2 separate regions of the Mus musculus genome follow, and region 1 is linked to region 2. Evidence: chromatin loops called from intact Hi-C (ENCODE). Cell type or tissue: heart. All regions are shown on one strand.

What was found. Hi-C counts contacts between places; a loop is a spot of excess contacts. Peaks named below come from ENCODE experiments on the same cell type or tissue, not always from the same donor. Only the 100,000 strongest peaks of a DNase experiment are listed, where the experiment ranks them.
Region 1: it touches region 2 in a loop (5-fold over the local background); 6 of 42 quality-filtered maps call a loop at or near these places.

Annotation. Positions count from the first base shown.
Region 1 is chr2:174,593,055-174,601,054 of GRCm38, reverse strand. It overlaps a transcript of Zfp831 not described here. Among named protein-coding and RNA genes, the nearest start is that of Gm46781, 10 kb to the left of the region's middle. In heart, no CTCF peak of the experiment used is centred here; a DNase peak (open chromatin) is centred at 924; H3K27ac peaks cover 534 bases.
Region 2 is chr2:174,668,910-174,676,909 of GRCm38, reverse strand. All of the region lies in intron 3 of Zfp831 (zinc finger protein 831), which reads right to left. Among named protein-coding and RNA genes, the nearest start is that of Zfp831, 29 kb to the right of the region's middle. In heart, CTCF peaks have their summits at 1,043, 2,746 (motif pointing right) and 4,216 (motif pointing left); DNase peaks (open chromatin) are centred at 2,729, 3,099, 3,919, 7,869 and 1 weaker place; H3K4me3 peaks cover 2,125 bases; H3K27ac peaks cover 1,070 bases; H3K27me3 peaks cover 3,108 bases.

The DNA.
Region 1 (8,000 bases), 76 kb after region 2:
GGAGGTGACCACATCACACCTGAGTCAGTGTCCTGCTGGCGCACAACCAGATTTGCCCATTATCCAGAGAGGCTTCGTAGTCTAAGAAAAGGAGATTCTCCCCCAGGGCCTGGGAATGTAAAACTGGCCATGATCATCGGAATTTCTCCGTGCTCCCAATTTCTTCACTCTACAGAGGGAACTCTCATATGCCTCTGAGCACAGTGGGGCTATTTTTACGCTATTCTGATGAGTTCATCTGAGACCTAGCCTTGCATTGGCCAACCAGAAGGCATTTATTCACCGATGAAACCTGTGTGCTGGCCTCCATTGATGTAAGTCACGGCCATGGACGGTTCAGGCTCAGTCCCAGCTGTGGGAGAATATTCTAGATCACTGAAGAGAACACAAGGGTGGTTTGTCTCTTCAGACAGGACTACGGTAGATGGGTTACCGTGTTCTCATTGGTCTTGTGATGATGTTAATACACTGAGGCAGTTACCTCAGACCATGAATGGCTCCTGCCCATCCATTCTTACTTCTGCCTATTCTCAACCTGCCCACTGCCTCTGTCTTCTCCTTGGAAAACATGGCCCCATGCCAGGGGCCTCCTGCTCTGATGTAGTTCTTCAGAAGAGCAGACTTAACTCTTGAAACTGAATCAGGCTTTGAGGGGGGAGGGAGATAAAAATGACCTTGTCAGAGCCAGTACCCCTCTTCCTGAAGTATTAGAAATGTTCCCCAGGGCCTCTCTTTCTTATTCCAAGCCATGACCCAACATCCCCCCGGCCCCCGGCCCCAACCACACACTAATTTCAGCTTGTACAACCTTTCCTTTAAGAAAAACAAGGCATAACCATTGTAGTTCTCCCTTGGCCAATGGCCAGGCTGTGAAGGGCTAGAGCCAAGACACTAACGGATACACCCGGAGAGGCCAAGGGCAGAGGGCAGAAGAGTCTGGACAGACTTTTGTCGGAGGCCAGCCTGAAAGGCCTTGCGGAGAATCTGTGCTTAAGACCAACACCTCCAGTCTGAATAGCACGCACGCCAAGGCCCCTCAGAACCTCGTATGGAACATGCCTGTGACATTAATTAATGCCAGGCAAACTGCAAGAGCAGAGTTGGAAACCTAAAAATAGAGCTTTTGCCAACTGACTCATCTCTGACTGCACAGGATCCAGAGCTTCTCGCAGCTCCTTCTTTTCATGTGCGGTATATTATGCTCTCTCTCTCTCTCTCTCTCTTCCTCAGTTTCTCTCTTTTTCTCCCTCACTTCCTATCTCCCTTTCTCCCCCCTCTCCCTTTCCATAGTAGCCCCCTCTCTCTCCTCTTTCTCCCCATCTTTGTTACTCTCCTCTTCTTTGCGTTGGGAGGTCTCACTTCCGGAAGTGATGGTCCCACTCAGCTACCCTCCGACCCATAAACATGCTTAATAAGCAAGGAAGTCATTGCTTTTCCTGGCTCCCATGGTCCTAAATCCTGTCATTTGTACTTCATATTTTCCATGCGGATACCCCTGCCCGTTACATCACATACAACTCTATAGCTTCGTTTCCGATTACAGTCCCATCTATTTTAAACTTTGTTGATTTCTACAAGGAAGGAAGCCTATTTCATACAGATTAGCTGGACAGCTGGATCTGATTGCTCCTGATTACCCGGCTTGGGGCCACTAGGGAAAGAGGTTTCCCAAAGCCCCTTGGATGGAAGACCATTCCATATGGCCCCCAAAGTGTGGGTCACTGCTCACTCCAGGGAGGAAGGGCCGGCAGCCTTTGTCGGAAATCAACAGGTCAAGGCGAAGGCAGGCTCACACATTGCTCCACACCTCAGGGCTTGGAGACTGTGCTGGAAGATGGGGGGATGGGGGTGGGGCCCAGAAACCCCTGGATTCCAGAGCTCTTGTGTGCCCCTGAGTGGGGGGTTGTGTCAGAAACAACTGCGTGTGTTGGAAAGAGGCATCCATCATGCTTGGGAGACAAGAGACCAGGCATAAACATCAGAGCCCTTCCTTCACCTGGCCTTGCACCCCAGACCTCCAGGTGCATAAAGAAATCACAAAGTCCTCTCTCACCTTTCAGTGGTCAGTCCACAGGCAGGGGGGGGGGGCTGCCGCGCTCTCCTGAAAGCTGGTGGATCCGATGAGGCAGGAGCATTCTGCCTGCTCGTCCCATCTCTGCTCTCTCTTTGTGCCTCCTCTAGAGAAAACCCGAGTGCTGGAGATTTAAAAAAAGGATGGTGTGTGTGTGTGGAGGGTGGTGGGAGTCGGGGGTGCCGAGGCGGTGGGGGGTAGCAGAGGGACACGGGGTGGGAGTGGGGGTTAGTAAGCAGCCTGCCCTGGTGTGGGTTCGGGGTAATGGCCGACACAGGGGAGATGGCTTGCCTGCCGGAGCTCAGCACCACGGCAGCCTTGTGTGGGCGGCGGCAGCTCACGGCTGGGTTTCAAACCGTTACACTGAACATTTGCAAACAGATAAAAAAAAAAAAAAAAAAAAAAACAAACCCATTGGGCACAAATGGAAACTTCTGCTTTCCTTCTTTCCACAATCTTTCTCCTTCTCCTCTGCTTTAGGGTTTCCCTGGAGGAAGGTCAGGGTGGTTGCTGGCCCCTCAGACCTACCAGACCCCATCTCTTCCAACCATTCCAGCCCCACTGTGTATAGACAGGAGGCAATGTGCAAGATGTTCATCAAGCCTTCGGGTCCACTGGTTAAGCAACACTCTCTCCCCTAAGGTCTCTCTCAAAACCCAGACACTGGAAGCCATCCAACTGAAAGGGGTCTTGGATTTCCATATTGGAAGGTGTGTGGTTCTTCTTGGTTTCAAAACTACCTTAGAACAAGCCAGCGAGAAGCTGGATGAGAAATGCTGTCTTTGCAAGGTGACACTCTTTCCAAAGGACGTCCTGTGAACAGTGGGAAGAGGTAGTGTTGGAAATGAAATGGATTCCGTGTTCAAACAACTTTGAGAAAGGTCATGTGACATTGTGCCCAGGAGTAATCCTAGCTCTCAGCAGGTGAAGGCTCTGAAAAGTCCTGCAATAAAGAAGCTTGTTTTACTCTGTCTGGACATTTCCAGAACGTGTAAGACCTTAGATGAGAGGTCAAGGGCAAATGAGGCGCTCAGGGTTCACCAGTTTGATTAACTTGAGACGACATCTCTGTCACACACAAGAGCAAAACATGAATGACTAATTTCTAACAAAGCTTCTAACACATCCCATCTCCCTTCTAGGTGGGTTTGTTTCTACAACTCAGAGGCCACGGGAGGCAGAAAGGTGCTCTCAGGTATACTGCCACCTCCCAGGGTCTCCCTGTGACAAAGCTGGGGGACGTACTATCATAACCTGCCCTCCAAGAAGGCAGAAGCTCAGAACCCCAAAGCACAAATCCTAGTGAGGTGACTCTAGATGACAGAGGCATGCATGCTGCAGTGACGATGAGAGAAGAAAGAAGGCGGAGACGTTGGAGCAGCAAGAGAAGAGAGGAAAGAACAGGACAGACAGCCTGTGAGCCAGAGGATGTCCGAAGCCATTAGTACAAATAGAGCATCCTATTAGTTACTTCCTATTGCCGTGATAAACACCAACAGAAGCAGCTCGAGAAGGGAAGGTTTTACAGATCATAGTCTGCCGTGAAGGGGAGAGAGGGCATGAACTCAAGGAAGGAAGCTGGAGGCAGGAGCGGAGGCACAGACCATCTGGGAGCACTGTTTATCAGATTGCTCCCCATGTTTTGATTGTTACAGCTAGGGGCCAAGACTACAGACAAGGGCTGCTAATGAGTGTCCTTCAGGGCAGGTGATAGTCCCACAAAGAGGATCCGATCCCTAATACCACCATGGCTGAGTGGGTTCCCTTGTGGGGTGCAGATGAGAAAGACATGGCAATTCTTGGCACACTGGAAGGCAACCATGATGTCTGAGTTCATTCTGACAGCTTTTACTCACCCCGGGGGACAGGATGGAAAAGGCTGGAGAATAAAATCTCCCTGTTTCAGACCCAAAGGAAAGAGAGCCAGCCTTCCTGGTAAACAGTCTAAATTACAGGATTACAAATGAAGGAAGGAAGGGAGGGAGGGAGGGAGGGAGGGAGGGAGGGAGGGAGGGAGGGAGGGAGGGAAAGGAAAGAAAACCTTGCCTCATCTTGCTTAAGTACCTCCGACAGGTTGAACCCTGTGAGCAGAGTGAATCGGTATAGAAAAGCTTAAAAAGGCTTAAAAAAACCTTGCGAGCACTTCAGCAGATAATCGCTCATAATTAGAGCATTTTCTAGACTCCATTAAAAAAGACTTTAAACAAAGCTGAAAACTATTTGTTGACCTTCACTCTGAAGGAGGCGAACGGTCATGTCGACAACACTAGCACGCTAGGCCTGATTGGGTATTTTCTTTTAAGGCAAGAGCTAGCAGGACTCACAGCAGCGCTTGGCACGTGGCACGTGGCAATTATTAACAGCCAATCAGAGGAGACTGTGAGGCCTCAGCGCAGACTGACATCCTGGTTACTGCACACTTTCTGTGCTCTGGCCTCCCACGCCCGTAGGACCTCCAACTCAGGAATCAGGCCTGAAAACGTAGCGGAAAAAAGCAAGAGTTACGTACCCTGTAGAGTTAGGTAGGCCTAGGTCAACAAGGCACAGACAAATCCACCTGGGGCACAAGGATGAAAGAACAAACGTGTGAGGGAACCTGGAAAGGGAATTTTGGAGGAAGTGTGGGTGGCCAAGTTCCCAGCGTGGCCTCAGAACAGAGCTACACAGCCTTCAGGTGTTGTTGGAGATCCTGAGCCAGCCCGTGAGCCCCACTGCCATGTAGCTTTCTCTAGTACGTGTGTGTTCCTGTATGGAACACGGGACAAGTGTTGGGTGAGCAGTTAGTCTCCTGAATTGTGCTTTGCTAGACCCTAGGAATAAAATTCCAAAACAGTTACAATTCGTCGGGATGAACAAAGTCAAAAAAATAAAAATAAAATAAAATAAAGAATCCAGAAGAGATCCAAGTCGGCCATTAGTTGGCTGAAAATTGCAAATTCCAGCACGCTACCTGAGGAAGGAAACGGGCTAGTAACTGACTAGGGAACTATGAGAGTTCAGAGGTTAAAGGCCTCTCCAGCAAGCATGAACACCTGTGTTAGAGCCTCAACTGTGATAGTGTGCTGGCCACCCCAGACTTGAAAAAGTGGACACAGAAAGATCAGATGAATTCCCGGCTTACTCAGCAGCCAGTCCAGTCTAATCCATGAGTCACAGGCCAGTGAGAGACCCTGACCCCAAAGAAGTGGACGGTGCCAACATCAGAAGTTGACCTCTGATCTCCCTCCCACACACTGCCACACATGCACTTACATACACAAATATGAACAGACACAGAAATAAAGAATTTAAAACCTGCAATTGCAGTAGAGGAGTCTTATTAAAATCCAGCATTCAGAGTCCCTCTTTGAGACTCTGACCCTGAGCCTTTTTCTCTGTGTTGAAGAGCACAGGAAAGGGCCAGGTCTTAACCAAGATCACTGGTCAGGGGTGTTTCTCTGTCCTGTGATGTTCTGTTCTTTAGGGCAAGGTTCTGTGCACTCTAAGATCACCTTAGCCCTCAGCCTTCTTTCCTTCCTTCCTCCTTTCTTTCTTTCTCTCTTTCTTTTTTGTTTTGTTTTTTGTTTTTTGTTTTTCGAGACAAGGTTTCTCTGTGTAGCCCTGGCTGTCCTGGAACTCACTTTGTAGACCAGGCTGGCCTCGAACTCAGAAATCCGCCTGCCTCTGCCTCCCAAGTGCTGGGATCAAAGGCGTGCGCCACCACTGCCCGGCTTCAGCCTTCTGTAGATCATAAGTGAAGGAGTCACCTTCTCAGTCTGGAGGACTGTCAGGGAGGACCACGGCATAGTCAACTCTCAGAGACCGCTGAGATTACTCAGGACCTGGGACAGCACCAAGGCTGGCTAGGCTGGCTCCTTTCTTTCCCAGCTTCTGTCTAGACCCAAGGACTATCAGCTTCCCACCATAGGAGTCTGCCATTCTTTCCATAGGAGGGAAATGCTTTCTGCATGCCCTGGACACTCTTAGCCCCGACTCATCGTGGCTCTCACCAGATTCCCACTGCCAGCTGTTGCCCCTTGTCTTAGGGTTTTGCTCTTGTGAACAGACACCATGATCAAGACATCACATTCCATTCCCTGGCCTCCATAGGCTTGTTCAAACACATGACACTATAGGGGCCATACCTAAACATAGCATAATAAAAAAGTACACTTAGTCCAACTTCTAAAGTACCCATAGTCTATAGCAGTCTCAAAATGTTAAAAGTCCAAAATTCATGGTCTCTTCCGAGATTCATCCAATCACTTAACTGTAACCCCAAGGTAAGACAGAAAACCAGCTGGGTACACTCCAAACTGTGCATCTTCATGTCTGATGTCAAAGTGGTCTTCAGATCTCCACTACTTTTTTGTCTTTGTTGACTACAACAAACTGCTTTCTTCAGGACTGTTTCTACTCCCTGTTAGCAGCTTTTCTCAGCAGGTATCCAAAGACTCTGTCATCTTTAATATCGTTGAGGCACCAAGGCAACTTCAACGTTACAGCTTCTTGTTCCAATGTCTGGGATCCACACATGATATTCCAGGCTCCTCCAAAGGACTTGCAAACTCCTCTCCACTTCTGCCCGCTGTAGCACTCTAAGTTCAGGTTGTTCAGTCCACCGAAGCTGCTGCTCTTGGTGATCATTCCACGGCACTGGCATCTCCAATACACTGGGTCTGCTGTAACTAGGCTTCACCAATAGCCTCTCATAGGTTCTCTTCATGGTGCCAAGTCTCAACTTCTTTGCATGACTCCTTCAGTCCTGGGCCATCAACTGCAAATGAGGCTGCATTTTCACCAATGGCTTTCTCTGACCTTTCAAAGTGCCAAACCTCAGCTGCTCTCCATGTCCCCTTTTTGCCTTCAAAACTAGTACTACTTGGGTGACTCTTACACATTACTAAGTACAGCTACATCACAAGGTAGAACCTTGGCTGTCTGTGGAGCACAGCATCTTTGTGCTCTCAGAAAACACTTCTCAGAAGATTTCACCTCAATGATGCTGGTCTCTTCTTAATCACCACTAATTAACTCCAGCTAAGCAGCATCAACTAACCCAATAGTCCCTTCTATTATTCACTCTAAAGCCAGAGCCACGTGGCCAAAACTGCTAAGTTTCCCCGTGTTTTATTACATTATCACTAGCTTTCTATTTTCCAAATCCTGCACTGTCTAATCTTGGCTGTCTTGTATCTTGTTCTGTAGATTGACCTTGAATTTGGGGATCTGGATGCCTGCTTACTGGGATTAAAGGTGCGTACCACTCCTCCAGACTTAAGCTTTTCTTTACCTAGAATTTTCTCTGTTTCAGTCTGGCCTTGAACTCAGAGATCTGCTTGTCTCCTCAGATTAAAGGTATGTACCACCATGCCTGGACCTAAACTTAGCTAGATGGGATCTTGCACCAAAGTTCCACTCCCTTAATTTGATATCTTCTAGAACATAGGATTCAGCTCTAATCTACTTCCTGGTGCCCCTTTAATTGACCCCTTGAACATATATTGTGTATTTTTTTTCCTTTCTCAACTTGCTCCTTTTCATTAAAATGCTCTTCATAAGTGTGAACTTTAGTAACAACACAACAGAATTTACACCAGGCTGTTTTTAGATTTCCTTTTTCAAAGCAATTAATCTAAATCCTTCACCTTAGCCTCAGGCAGACTCTTCAGACAAGAGCAAAAAGCAGCTACATTCATCACTAAAACACCACAAAAACAGTCTCTAGGCCACATACTGAAATTGTTTTCCACTGAAACCTCTTGGGTCCAATCAGCACAGTTCAAATCACTCACAGCAACAAATTCCATGTTCCTTCTAGAATAGCCCATTAAGCCTCACTTAAGCCATTCCAGTGTTTTCCAAATCCAAAGTCCCCAAATCTACATTCTTCCAAACAAAAACATGGTCAGGCCTATCACAGCAATACCCTAGTTCCTGGTACCAACTT
Region 2 (8,000 bases):
TTCCTCTGGCTTCCCATTCTGCTGTGCTCGCGGCCATCAATTCCCTCCTTATCGAACTCCTCAGACGACTGCAAGGCAGATCCTCAAATGGAGAGGTGGGATGAGGAGCAAGGAAGAAGGATGTGCGTGTGTGCGAGAGCTTCTGGGAGCTCAAGCTGTTGAAACCAACTCCAGTCTTGCTAACCCAGCTGCGGAAAAGGCATCGATTGACAGGAAAAGTCAACACAAAACCAAACAAAAGAGAAAGCCAAACTTGCCCTTCAGAGAAGTTTCCAGAACATGTCAGACAGGGCTCATTCTGAGCTTCAAAATGCAGTTACTTAGAATGGACTAAGAGGATTTCTCTCTCTCTCTCTCTCTCTCTCTCTCTCTCTCTCTCTCTCTCTCCCTCTCTCTTTTAGTTTTTTTTTTAAATTATGCATTGTATTTATAATGAGTCACTTCAATTAATTAAAATTAAGTACAACAGAACACAACAGATAAAAATTAATAGCAGAAAATGAAGAGCCTCCTCTGCCACTTAGGAACAGCAGCGTCGTGTGCTAGCATGACAGAGTGAAAGCAGAGGGTAGAAACCACGCATGGAAACCCAGCAGAACCCAGAAGCAACTGTAAAAGGAGAACAATCGCTTCCAGATGAAAACATATACCACCTTTCTCACTTGAGCCATGAACGTGTGAGCTTGTGAGAGTCAAAAGCATAGTCTATTTAACCCACTTTAGCAGAGGTAGATGCAGACATGTCTTTGGTTCTCTATGGTCTCCACTGCAACGTTCAACGTTTTAGGATACAAGGAAGACACAACGGGATTTTAGATTGCCCTTTCAGAAACAATGGGTAAAGCCTGGTGGGTGGCAACTATGATGCAGGAGGAGTTCCGTACGTTTGAGGCAGCCTGGGCTATGTAGCCAGATCTTTCGTGGAGAGAGAAAACAGGAAAGGTACGATTAGAAGCCACAACAGCTCCCCAGGAAATAGCTAGTGGACAAAGTAGGAATGCCCGTGTGTTCTGCTAAAGCAACAGGGTGCTATACTGGAGTCCACCACTAGAGGCATCAGAACACCAGGCTCTACCGTCAGAAGGGCAGGAAGAAGCCTAGGCTGGGTCAGGGCAAGGGGGTTTGGGAGATACGGGATACCCAGAAATTCCATCTTGGGAAAGATGCCCCCAAATCACAAATGTAACTTTGGATGCAAGTGACAAACTCGAAATGGACCCGGTTCAGTGAGAAGCTGGGAAGAAAGGACACATACCTATCAGGAGGGGACGGGTACAGACCTTTCTGGGATAAGAATAGAAAGCCCACCTCCCCCAAGTGCCACCACATTCCCCACGGGACTTCTAGGGAGTTGGGGGTGTGGAGAAGCAGCTGTCTTCCTATAGTCTCCAGGACCAGAAGGGAGAAAGAAAAGGAATTTTCCCCTCAAATCCAACCGGTGAGTCCCAAAAGAGGATACAGACAAACTGCGTTTGGCATTTGGCTCTCCTAAGCCAGATGCTGAATGTGTGGGTGTTAGATGACAAAGAGAAACGGCAGTGAGCCCCCCCCCCCTTAATAAAGATCTCTGACAGTAGTGTGTGTGTGTGTGTGTGTGAGAGAGAGAGAGAGACAGAGAGAGAGACAGAGAGAGAGAGAGACAGAGAGAGAGAGACAGAGACAGAGACAGAGAGAGAGAGAGAGAGAGAGAGAGAGAGAGAGAGAGTTTGAATTACCATCATGTAAACACTGGAAGATCTATTTACTGTCAAATTCTAGATTTTTCTCATAGAGACCAGAGCTGGCTTTCTCCCTGTATAGGAGCTAAGATTACCCGGATGATAGTTTGGTTTTTGCATTTGTTTTGTTTTGTTTTGTTTTGTTTTGTTTTGTTTTGTTTTGTTGGGTTTTGTCCTTCCTTCCTTCCTTCCTTCCTTCCTTCCTTCCTTCCTTCCTTCCTTCCTTCCTTCCTCCCTCCCTCCCTCCCTCCCTCCCTCTTTCTTTCTCTCTCAGTTCTGAAGCAAAGCTCAGTCCTTAGCAGCAGGACTCAGGTGTGAGGGACCAGAGAATCTGAGTGCCGCATGCTACTGCCTCTTCTGGGCAGGCTGCAGCGCCCGCTCCTCTGTCTCTGATTTACATTTGTTTTTCTGAACGGCTTTTTTTTTCTTTTTCTTTTTCTTTCTTTCTTTCCTTCCATGTGCTTCCTAAAAACACGGTTCTGAGGGAGAGCTGGGGTGTTTTGAAGTTGGGAGGGTGGTTGCTGACCATATCCACGTTCCTTCTCACAGGGACCCTCACCCCATCCCCCGGTCTTCTCTTTTCCCATCTCTCACCCTGCTCTCTGCAATGCTCAGCTTCTCTGGGTCTCAGCCTCCTACGAGGCCCCTGCCTATACTCCTGTCCTTATTCCTCTGGGGGTCATCATTCTTCCTTCAGTACATCTGGGTGGCATTTACGTGAAAGCAGCAAAAAGGAACAAACAAGCAAGGGTCGCCTGCGTGCTCAGACTGTAAGCTTCGCCTGCTCTGCAGGGGTCCAGCCGAGGCTGGCAGTACAAACCCTGCTGGCGATTAGCCTGCTCCTGGTTTAGCCATTTGAACTTCAAAAAATATAAACTAAGACCCAGCAAGGTGTCCGGGTTCGGAGCAGACCCGGGGTGCAGTGGAGGGGGTCCAATCACCCGCCGGGGATCAGGTCCTGCCAGGTCCTGGGCAGCCTGCAGCTCCTGCTGCAGTCGGCGCTGGCTATTCCTCGCAGGCAGCTGTAGGGGGCGCCGTTGAAGCTTGGTAGACGATTTTCCAGCAAATACAGAGTCATGCTTCGCTTTTTTTTTTTTCCCCCGGATAATAAATCCACAGAGCTTGTTTTTAACCCCCACCAGAGGTTAAAGTAGTTTCATAAAAAGTTTTTGGTAAATTCATGGGTAACTTTTTGAGGTTATGTGAGGTTGTTGTCAAAAAAATAAAAAGAAAGGGAAAGAGAAAAACAGCTTTTAGCTGTTGTTCCCTCTCTGCTCATGTAAGACCAGAGTCACAGGAGGGCGGATGGGAGGGGGATTGGAGCTTGGTGTTTTTCCAGAACAGTCCATGCACAGCCGCAGCTCCCTAGTCCCCCCGGAAGCCTAGCGATGGGGCTGGGGGTCGTGGGTGGCTGCGTAGGGTCTGCTCTGCACCCCAGCCTGCAGCCACCTGCCAGACAGCTGCCCCCGAGTTCCTGCCGGCGCCGGGGATGCAGTGCTGCAGTCTTCTCGATTTTTCTACAGCTCCCAGCCCGCAGACCCCTGCCCAAAGCGAGTCAGGGTGTAGAGAGAGCTGGTCGGGGGTCTTTGCATGCATTTCCCGAGTGGCAGTCAGAGTAGGGGTTAAACGGATTAAGAAGTTTATCCAATTGATAGGGAAGGAGACTGGAGGAGGCAGAGGGAAACAGCGCAGTTAAGGGAGGGGGCGTCGCACATTAACTATGATTCAGAGACTCAAATGCACCGAGTTCGTTTTTCATCTGCCTTTAGCTAGAAGAGAAAAATAAGGAAATTATAGAAAATTGAGACGCTAACATCCCTAAGAGCACTGTGCGCCCGGGGGTGCTTTAATGAACACTTAATAATTTCAAATGTTCGTGCTCAGAGGTGGCTTTGTCCGTCTCCAGCATGTCAGGTGCCTCGTAGCCATCAAAAGCTAATGCCTTTGGGCTGGGACAAAAAAAACAAAAAACAAAACAAAACTGAAAGTTAAAAACAAACAAACAAACAACATTTTAAGAGTTTTAGCAGAGAGGGGGCTATCTAGGAACCTATCTTTTCATCCACTATGAACTTGGGCACGACTCCCTGCCAGTGAGGATGGGGAGGTGGGTAACCTTGGCAGCCACCTCTGACCCCAAAGGCCATATCGAAACTCAGGTGAGGAAAAACATTTGGCGGAAACCCTCAAATGCGGAAGCAGGAAGCTGCTTGTTGTTGGAGCTGATTCTCTGAGCTCCCTGCCAGCATCCAAGGTTGAGGTGAAGGCCAACAGGAGAGGGGAACCTTGTCTGGAGGTTGGGGACCTTAAGCAGAGCACCAGTGACTTTTTGAGCTCCCTCTGGAACATCCATCAGAGATGTACATGAAGCATAAATACCCTAGCCTTCTCTGTGTCGCACTAGGGACCCAGTCCCTGGCAGCGGAATGAGACTCCACAACTTCTGGCTCACTCCTGTGGCCTAAAGACATCTTCTCTAGATGTGGGGTGAAAACGGTAGCGCCCCCTACTGTTTGCTACCCTGGTCACACGCTACAGAGTACTGTCATTTTGTAACAGCTCTCTGCCAAGACCTCGCTCCCTGTTGGACCTAGAGGATCCTGTGATGTGGGCCTCTCAGCAACGCCCCCCTCCCCTTGGAATGAGTCAGGACTTTCTAGACAGAAGCCAGATTAGACACTAGCCATACTCCATTTTACAGATGAAGGCCTGGGGCAAAAAGAGACAGATGTCCCTCGACTTAAAAACAAATGAATTCTAAGTCCACAAATGAAATTACTGGTTTCTATAACACCCCCGCTTCACAGGAAGCTGGGAGACCGAGGACAGCGGCTTCAGCGTCTCAGGTGCGCTGAGTCCAAGGCAAAGCAGAGCGTGAGAGCAGATGCTATGGCAAAAACAACTTCCATCAAAACAACCTTGCTCTCAGCTCCCAGCCAGATGTGGACACCTAACCCCTCTTGATGCAAAGGGATTAGGAAAAGGTTAGGCAGGTGGCAAAGGGCCATTAGCATCAGAATCAAACCTTTCCCATGACATCATTAGGGGGCTTAAAGGACTGAACAGCAAAGCCCCTTCTCCTTGGGATTCTGTCACCTAAGGTTGGTGGCGGATCACCTGTCTCCTCCAGAAGACTCGCTGTTTCGGACATTTTGTGTCTCAGATTTCTGCTAACACCTTAGTTAGAATTAATCCTAAAGGTTCTAACCAAAAGGGTCAATTGGGAATTGAGGGGTGTGGTGGTGGGGTGGATGAGAGGGAGGGGCCAATGGGGTGAGAGCGATGTTGAGGGCTCACAGCTCACCCTACCCTATTTTCTACTCTCATTTGGTTGCCCGGCCTAGCATTTCACAAGAGAAATTTCTAGAACAAAATTCAGGCTTCATTTGTAGTTCCCCTGGGAAGGGTGGTTTGCGGAAAGGCTTTCTTTCAGAAAGAGACGCATCCTCAAGATCTGGCCCCCTCCCGTCTCCATGAATACCTGCTTGTTCTTTTCAAGTAGCCCCATCTCCACTGACCTGGTCATTAGCACCGGTGGCACTTTTGCCTTTTCGATTTCTGGGGGTCGGGGTGGGGGAGTTCAAACTTCTGAACTGGTTATGGTATGGGACTCGGTAGGTAGAGCACCTGCCTGGCACGCACAAAGCCCTGGGTTCAATCCCAAGCACAGCACAAACACAGCATGATGGTTCATTCTGCATGTGGAAACAGGAAGATCAGAGGTTCAAAGTCGTCCTGGCATATGTAGGAAGTTCAAGGCCTGTCTGGGTTACATGAGACCCTTACTTGGAGACAAACGGGAGGAGACACAGAGACAGAGAAGAGAGCCAGCATGCAAGTTACTCCAGTAAACAAGACTCTTTTAGTGGTTGCTAAGGAAACACTTAGGATTTAGATAAACAAGTAAATAGTTAAGTGCTATGCATCTTCACTGACTGTTGTAGCATGTATAGTTTTTTTTTTTTTTTTAATCTTTTATGATTCAAGGAGGGAAGCAAGGCGGCTGGAGATACCCAGCAGCTATCCCCCACCGCCCTCCCTCCCACCCTCCCTCTGCAGTGGGGGGCTGAATGGAGAGGCCATGGGGACAGGTGCGGGTGTGCTGCAGACCTCCTGTTCCTGTTTGTGTGCCTCAGCTCTCCTTGTCCCCCCCCCCCAGCCGGTCTTGTCAGGACCCCTCATTCAGAAACTGAGTCATATCAGAGAGCTCATCGTTCTGCATGCGTAATGACCTGTTTACCCGTCTCTGTGGGCTCCCCTTGCCAGACCCAACTCTCCCAAAGGACAGGGCCATAGCGTCTTCTCATTTGCCTGTCCTCTGCTCCCACACACTGCCTGGCACACAGCAGGGCCCGGTAATTGCACGAAAACCTCAGGACTCATCTCCTTTGCAAAAGTGTCATGGTCCTCTAGTCCCCGAGCACCTTGAGGAGAGCCCACGACGTCTTCTGCCTCCCCATTCCCTGCTCCCGTTCCTTCTCCCTTCTCATGGGGCATCAAGACACGCACCTGCTCATAAGATCATGATTTATTGCTTTAACCTAGGGGTGAGACACCATCTCCGAGTTTGTACGGACAGGTAGAAGCATCCTTTGTCACTTGCCTGACCCCCTCCTGTTTAGGCAGCCATCTCCCCTTTACTCTCAAGAGCTCCACGAGGCCTGGCCAGCCATACAATATCTCTGTAGCTGGATTAAAGACAGGCAGTGATCTAGACTAGGCCTGAGAGATTTAGTTTAGGGAATTGGGCTGGGGCAACTATTGGGTCACAGAAGCATGGAAGGATGGAGAGGTTCCTTGTTGCCTAGAGACAATGTAACTGAGTCCAGTAGCCATCAGTAGAAGCCATTTTTTTTCCTATATGAGATGATACCTCTTTCCCTCCTTCCTTTTCTTGCCACCCCTTCTTATTTTTTCTCAAGCAAGTATGCATGGGTGTATGTATGTGCATGTGGAAGCATGTGTGCATGCACACGTCTGGGTGCACGTGTGTGTGTGCGTGCGCGTGCACACACACACACACAAATATAGACTTTTCTCACAACAGAATCTTCCTAATATAGGTATACAATATACAGTGTTCATAATAAGACAGTGTGGTGTCAGTTGGGGACAATAAAAGCTTTAAGGGACTTCAGAGATGACCCAGTTCATAAGGGGTTCACCCTCAAGCATGAAGCCAATAAAAACAAAAACAAAAAACAAACAACCCCCCTCCAATGTTAAAGACAGAGAATGTAAGGGAACTTTCTAGTTAGTCAGCCTAGTGACCCTGTGTCCAAAAAAAAAAAAAAAAAAATACAGTGGAGAAGGCTGGAGAGACTGCTCAGTGGTTAGGGACACATACTGCTCTTATAGAGGACTGGAGTTCAGTTCCCAAATCAGGCAGCTTTCAACACCTGTAACTCCAGCTCCGGGGGATCTGAGAGCCCTCTGACCTCCTCTTCCTCCTCCTCCTTCTCCTCCTCCTCCTCCTCCTCCTCTCCCTCCTCCTCCTTCTACTCCTACACACACACACACACACACACACACTAAAATTTAAAAAGGAAGGAAGGAAGGGAGAAGACAGGGAGAGAGAGAGAGAGAGAGAGAGAGAGAGAGAGAGAGAGAGAGAGAGAGAGAGAGAGAAAGGGGTTCAGTTGGCCATGGTGTTATACAAGTTTATCCAGCACTGAGAGGGCAGAGCCAAGTAGATGCATCTCTGTGAATTCAAGGCTAGCCTGGTCTACATGGTGAGTTACAGGACAGCCAGAGCTATGCAGTGAGGCCCTCTCTCTGAAAAACAAAACAAGACAAACAAACAAAGTGGAATGTGTGTGCACCTGCACATGCTGGTACACACACACACACACACACACACACACACACACACACACACATGCACTTTTAAGAAATCTACTTTCTATGGCCACTCTTCTCATTTTATCCCAGAAGTCCCTGTTGTGGCCCTACATGCCACCCTGATCCAGAAAGGACTGAGACTGCCATGCCTAAGCTCCTGTTTATGATGAGAAATGAAGGTAGCCCCATCCCAATCTTCACTCAGAGGCTCCCATGTTGCTGTTGGCTCTCTTAGGTTCCCAGGGGTGGGCAGAGCTTCTCTGAGCTTGCTGCCAGGAGGGAGCTGACTAACACTCAGGGCTCAGCAGCCTGCAAATCAATTAATCTCTTTTGCAAATTGCTAACCGGGTTTAATGAATTGGCCAGGCACAGAGGAAGTCCTACGTGGCTCTGTGTCCTTAGCAGTGACAAGACTGTCCCTGAGCAAGGCTGAGACATCAT